Regions from separate parts of the Homo sapiens genome. Here region 2 is linked to region 1. Evidence: read pairs that join two places in POLR2A ChIA-PET (ENCODE). Cell type or tissue: K562. All regions are shown on one strand. Links, peaks and the distances in the headings refer to the core of each region. The heading gives the core; the rest is flanking DNA.

The links. ChIA-PET counts read pairs that join two places held together with the same protein. Peaks named below come from ENCODE experiments on the same cell type or tissue, not always from the same donor. Only the 100,000 strongest peaks of a DNase experiment are listed, where the experiment ranks them.
Region 2: POLR2A ChIA-PET joins it to region 1 with 5 read pairs; 6 of 35 experiments call an interaction of 5 or more read pairs at or near these places.

The regions. Positions count from the first base shown.
Region 1 is chr1:203,507,328-203,510,129 of GRCh38, forward strand. It overlaps OPTC (opticin), which reads left to right. Exons shown (of 8, transcript NM_014359.4): 8 at 1,319-1,622. LOC105371688 (a long non-coding RNA gene) reads right to left here. Exons shown (of 5, transcript XR_007066807.1): 4 at 1-2,802. Among named protein-coding and RNA genes, the nearest start is that of OPTC, 15 kb to the left of the region's middle. In K562, for the core only: no CTCF peak of the experiment used is centred there; a DNase peak (open chromatin) is centred at 1,258; H3K27me3 peaks cover 1,421 bases.
Region 2 is chr1:203,585,438-203,588,239 of GRCh38, forward strand. No RefSeq gene overlaps it. Among named protein-coding and RNA genes, the nearest start is that of ATP2B4, 40 kb to the right of the region's middle. In K562, for the core only: no CTCF peak of the experiment used is centred there; no DNase peak of the experiment used is centred there; H3K27me3 peaks cover 2,017 bases.

The DNA of each region.
Region 1 (2,802 bases), core at 256-2,755:
TACAAAGGAAGGGAGTGAGAGGAGGGGCTGTGGGGTCCAGCCAGGCACGGCAGCTAGCTTGAGGGCCTCATGCCAGCCGGCAGTCTAGGTTTGCATCACATCCACCTCCTCCAACACCAGACTTTCCTAACCTCACTCATCCAGGTCCTTTGTGGCCCAGCAGCAACTCATATTTGACCTTGGCAAGGGCACTTGCTCTGGGCGGCACCCTGGTGACTATTCTGCCAGCTCTGTGTGAAGGGGAGTGCCTCCCTCCTCTGGGGCACCCTGTGGCCTTCAGGAGGGTCTTGCCCTAACCTGTCCTATGAGTATCAGCGGGAGGAGGTCAAGGGGAAGAGGCCAGGGCCCCTCCTCTCCGTGAGAGAAAGGATGAGTTTGCAATGACCTCCCCCTCTGCCTGCCCCATTCTCAGCTCCAGGGTCCTGTTTTTCCAAAGGTTACCCAGCAAGGCCTAGGGCCAGAGGAGGCTCGTGGAGAAGGGAGGGTGGGAGGGGCTGCTGGAGAGGCTGGAGCTAAGTCTGTTTTAGGAGCCAAGGCCATTTCCCCACCCTGACCTTGCCTGGACTCCCTTCCTGCTTCCTTTTCTCTTTTGTCTCTTCCCTGGGAATAGTAATCTCTTACATTTCTGCTGTCAGTTTGCACTTCAGCAAGCTCTTTTACATATGGGACCTAATTTGGCAGTCCTAACAACTCTGTGAGGAAGGAATTATTATCCCTGCTTTTACTGATGAAAATGAGAGGCTAAGTACTTTGTCCCAGAGAAAGATGACTTAACATAAACAATCTATAACAGAAAAAGAAAGATGGGCATGGGGGTGGAGCTGCAGTGACAGCCATCACTTCTTGGGAATTCTTGTCAGAGAAATGGGAAATCCCATCTCCAGCTCCTGGAGCAGAGGATGGGTGCCCCTACCACGTCCCCCCAAAATGCTTTGAAAAGCAAGGACTCGGGAGGGCATCACCCAGGCTAGAAAAAGGGGGGCTGCCTATGGAGCTTGAGTCCAGGGCCTGCCCCCAGCAGGTTCAAGGCCTGTATCCTTAGGAAGCACATGAGGTAATGAAGGTCTCAGCTCAGGAGAACCTTGGGGCTCAAAGACACACGGCCCCCCATCTCTGCCGCACCCCTACATGCCTGTGTCTGTGTCCTCCTTCCTTCTGGCCAGGACAGAGGCAGACAGACCAGACGGGGAGGTGGCCCCGGCTCTCCCCACCCCCTCCCTGTCTAGCTGCCTCTCAGCTTTCTCCTCCCACCTCACCTGCCCCTCCCCTCTCCCCCACACTAGACACCAGCTCAATTTTGTCTCTCCTCTCTCTCAAGGTCATCTCTTGGACCAGCGGGCATCACATTCTCCAGCAGCCGCCATCTCACACGCCTCCCTCCTGTGGCCGCCGGCAGCATGGACAAAGGTCTCCATGCAGGGGGAGGAGGCCTGCTTCTTTCCCCACAGCTCTCACGTCTCCCTTCTCCCTGCGGGTGACAAAGAAGCCCAAGGACCACCTCCTTCCTGCCTCATTGTAATAAAATTCCCCACACTGAGGCCTTCTTGTCTTCAACCTGGCCTGTCCAGCCCTTCCAGATATGGCCAAACCCATGGCCTGGATGGGCTTGTGTACTTCCTTTCAAATGAGCCCACACAGAACGCCCTGCTCTCCCCTTCCTCCCCTCTGCACTCCTTCTGCCTCCTTTTTCTCTATTCTCCTTCTGTGCTCAGGCACCACAGCAAATAGCTTTTTGTTTCCTCCTGGCACTACCAGTCCCAGCCCTGCCTTCAGGAATTCTTTTCTCTCTCTCTCTCTTTTTTTAAAAGACTGGGTCTCACTAGGTTACCTAGGCTGGTTTTGAACTCTTGGGCTCAAATGTTCACCTGCCTTAGCCTCCTGAGTTCCTGGGATTACAGATGTGTGCCACTGTACCGACTCCAGAATTATTTTCTTTTGTGTCTAACACACAGTTCAGACACAGGAGGGAGTGGAAGTGTTTCTTGTTATGGCATCTGTAGAGGAACTGTGATGCAAGGGAGTGAGCACTGGAATGAGAATCTGAAGACCTGAGTTTGACTACCCTATATCCTGATCACACCAGCACCTCACTCTGTCCTGGCCCCTTGGAGTTCCCTCACTCCAAATCTGTTGCTCAAAGCATATCCAAGCCCAAGGGGTGTGGTGCCTATCCCTATCTTATTACATTTCTAGTCTAAGAACAAAGACCCAACCCTCTCCTACTGTTCCCAGTAGCACAGACTACCATTGACAAAGAGGTATCAAATGGTAAAAGGAGAAAAGGAAGGAAGTACAGAAAATACAGACACACAATCAGTCTAGTCTCACAAGTTGAGCTTTCTGAGCCCAAATCAACTATACCATGGCTTTAAAGCTTGCTTAGCTGCAGGCCTTCCTGACCCTTCTCTAGTCCATGCAGAAGAGAGAATAATCCAAGCTTTTCAGGCCCTTTCTGACCCATCCTGAAACCAAAGGTAACGACCTTTGAATTACACGTTGTCCATAATCAGTGTCCCCCAAGGATCACTGGGCAGTCTTAGGAGAGGTGCTTCCTCCCACAGAGAGGCCCCCTGCCTCCCAGGACAGGCTCCTGGAGCCCAACACCTGTGAGAGCCGCAGCACCTCTCTTGGAGATCTAAGAAATCCCTGAAGGAGGCTCGGCACAGTGGCTCACGTCTGTAATCCCAGCACTTTGGGAGGCCGAGCAGACAGATCACAAGGTCAGGAGTTCGAGACCAGTCTGACCAACATGGTGAAACCCCGTCTCTACTAAAAATACAAAAAATAGCCGGGTGTGGTGCT
Region 2 (2,802 bases), core at 21-2,520, 78 kb after region 1:
CAGCTCCAATTTGGCTTTTAATTCAGATCATCCCACTTCATTGGATGTCCTTCAGAAACAGGAGTGTCTCTTCTGCCAGGAACGTGGCTGAGCTAGGGATGAATAAGGTGGCCACGCCTAGCCTCCCTAATTCTCACTTTCCTCTGGTTGTGGTTCCGAGGGCCCCACCTGGCAGGTGTTAGACCGGACGCTGAGGACCTCTCCCTGTGCCTGCCCTGAGTCCTGGCATCTGATCTCAGGCCGTGGCTCTGGCTGTCTTCCTCCCTACTCCTTATCTGCCCTTACTTTACTGCTAATGGATCTCTCCCCCATGGATTCTTAGCACCTACAGTTACAGGCATTGATTTGAGTGGAGCTTTTTTGTATTGCCATTGATGTTAAAGATAACCAACAACAGCAAGCTTAAATTCTAATGTGATATAACAATAAGCTCCAGCTCACAAAACATGCCAGCCTCCCAGGAGAAGTCTGAGCACTTACCAAGTTATTTTCTGTGCAGGCAACAGTTTCCCCCAATCCCAGGGAAAGTAAGACAAAGCAAAGGCAATGGTTGTTGAAGTCGGGGGAGAATGGGAAAGAGGGTGTCCAGGAGATGCAGAAGGAGGCTTGCTTCCTTGAAAGGGTGGGAGAGAGGAGATAACATTTTGAAGTCATCAGGAAATGCATCTTCTTCCATTCTTAGGAGCCACCCACCATCCCGGCCCCCATTTGGGTCAGGAGTGAAGGTGAACACACAGTAAGAAGTGAGGAGTGGAACCCCCTGCCAGGGACGGGCTCACTCAGGGGACTCAATGACTGGAAGACCTGGGTGCAGAGCCTCCCCCACCCTCCCTGCTGCACATTCCAGACTTTTAGGAGTCTCCTGCCTGTCTCTGTCCCTTCCCTTCCACTCTTCCATCCTCTTCAGCACCCACTTACTTCTCCCGTTTCTGGTCCCCGACTCCTAGGAAACCTTAGGGCTGTCACTCTTAGGAGCTGAAGGCTGTGTGATCGAATACCCTTCCATCCCCTCCCCTACCCGCCCTTCTGGTCCTGCTCAGCCAAGGTCTTTCGTTTCTGCTTTGGAGGGTCCCTATCCCTCTTTCCACGCCAGGCCTCCCCGCCTGGGATGCATCAGACCCTATGAGTGGCTGCTCTCGCTGGCGGCTTTGCTTCATTATCTGACTCAGTATCAACAGGAGATGATCTGTCCATCCTTAGGCCCCACTGTAGCCTGTCCTCACCCCTGCAGACCTTTCCCTAGCATCCCCGCCTGCCACGCAGCATTGCTCCCCACTTCTCCTTTCATGCAATTTCCACATCTCCTGTGAGAGCATTTGGAAACCTGCTTTTGGTTAGAGCGGCGGCTGTCTTCTGCACATGTAGAGCCCCTTGTCTGATCTGTCTCACTATACAGCTAACCTGAATTATTCATTAGCGGGAGCGAGCAAACTGACTTCATAAAGATGCCAGTGAGGGTTTGCGGAGCTGTTTCGGTATCTCTTATTGATGCATTGAGCTATTTTTCCGGCTTGCTAAGAGCCCACCAAATAGGAGTGGGGGCCAAGCTGAGGACTGGAGAAAAAAGGCTGCGCATTTGAATCCTCACTTTGCTACTCCCAGATTTGTGTGTCTTGCTAAGACGATTGACTTCTCAGAGACTCCTTACTCCGATAAAGAAAAATAGTGATTTTTGTCCTCTGGTTTCCCAGACACAGACACCTTAGGAGGACATATAGATTTTGCTCATCAAGTGTTTTAGAGGTTTCTTTGGAGTTTCTTTTTTTTTTTTTTTTTTCTTGAGACAGAATTTAGTTCTTCTTGGCCAGGCTAGAGTGCAATGGCACGATCTCAGTTCACCACAACCTCTGCCTCCAGGGTTCAAGCGATTCTCCTGCCTCAGCCTCTTGAGTAGCTGGGATTACAGGCATGCGTCACCACACCTGGCTAATTTTGTATTTTTAGTAGAGATGGGGTTTCTCCATGTTGGTCAGACTGGTCTCGATCACCAGACCCTCAGGTGATCTGCCCGGCTTGGCCTCCCAAAGTGTTGGGATTACAGGTGTGAGCCACCGCACCCGGCCTTTTTTTTTTTTTTTTTGAGATGGAGTTTTGCTCTTGTTGCCCAGGCTGAAGTGCAGCAGTGCGATCTCGGCTCACTGCAACCTCCATCTCCTGAGTTCAAGCAATTCTCCTGCCTCAGCCTCCCGAGTAGCTGGGATTACAGGAGCACACCACAATGCCTGGTTAATTTTTTTTATTTTTAGTTGAGATAGCGTTTTACCATGTTGGCCATGGCTGGTCTTGAACTCCTGGCCTCAAGTGATCTGCCCATCTTGGCCTCCTAAAGTGCTGAGATTATAGGCATGAGCCACCATGTCTGGCCAGTTTCTTTGGAGTTTCTGGAGGAAGAAGCCTTCTGATGATTTTGCTCTATGCTCACTCCTAACCTTCCTGGTGGCCCAGGGACTTCTGGCAGAAAACAAGTTTCCTAATCAGCCAAAAGCATGTACAACACCTGAAGAGAGGACAGGATACATGGTCCTCAGCAGGCTTCATGTTTGGGAGACACCACGCCTTCTCTCAGGAAAGTTCCAGTCTGAAAGGGTGAACAGGTACAGAGAAGGATACATTCACAAAACGAAACAATAATAGCACGAAGACCCAGAAATGGCAAATAAAAACATGGTAACACTTCCTCTTCCATGGAGAATGTACAGAATCGTGACAGAGGACAAAATGCAGAGACAGTCACAGAAATAAGTACCCAGTCCTGCTCCCCTTGCCAGCACTGCTCCTGGGCCATCAATTCCCCACTCTGTG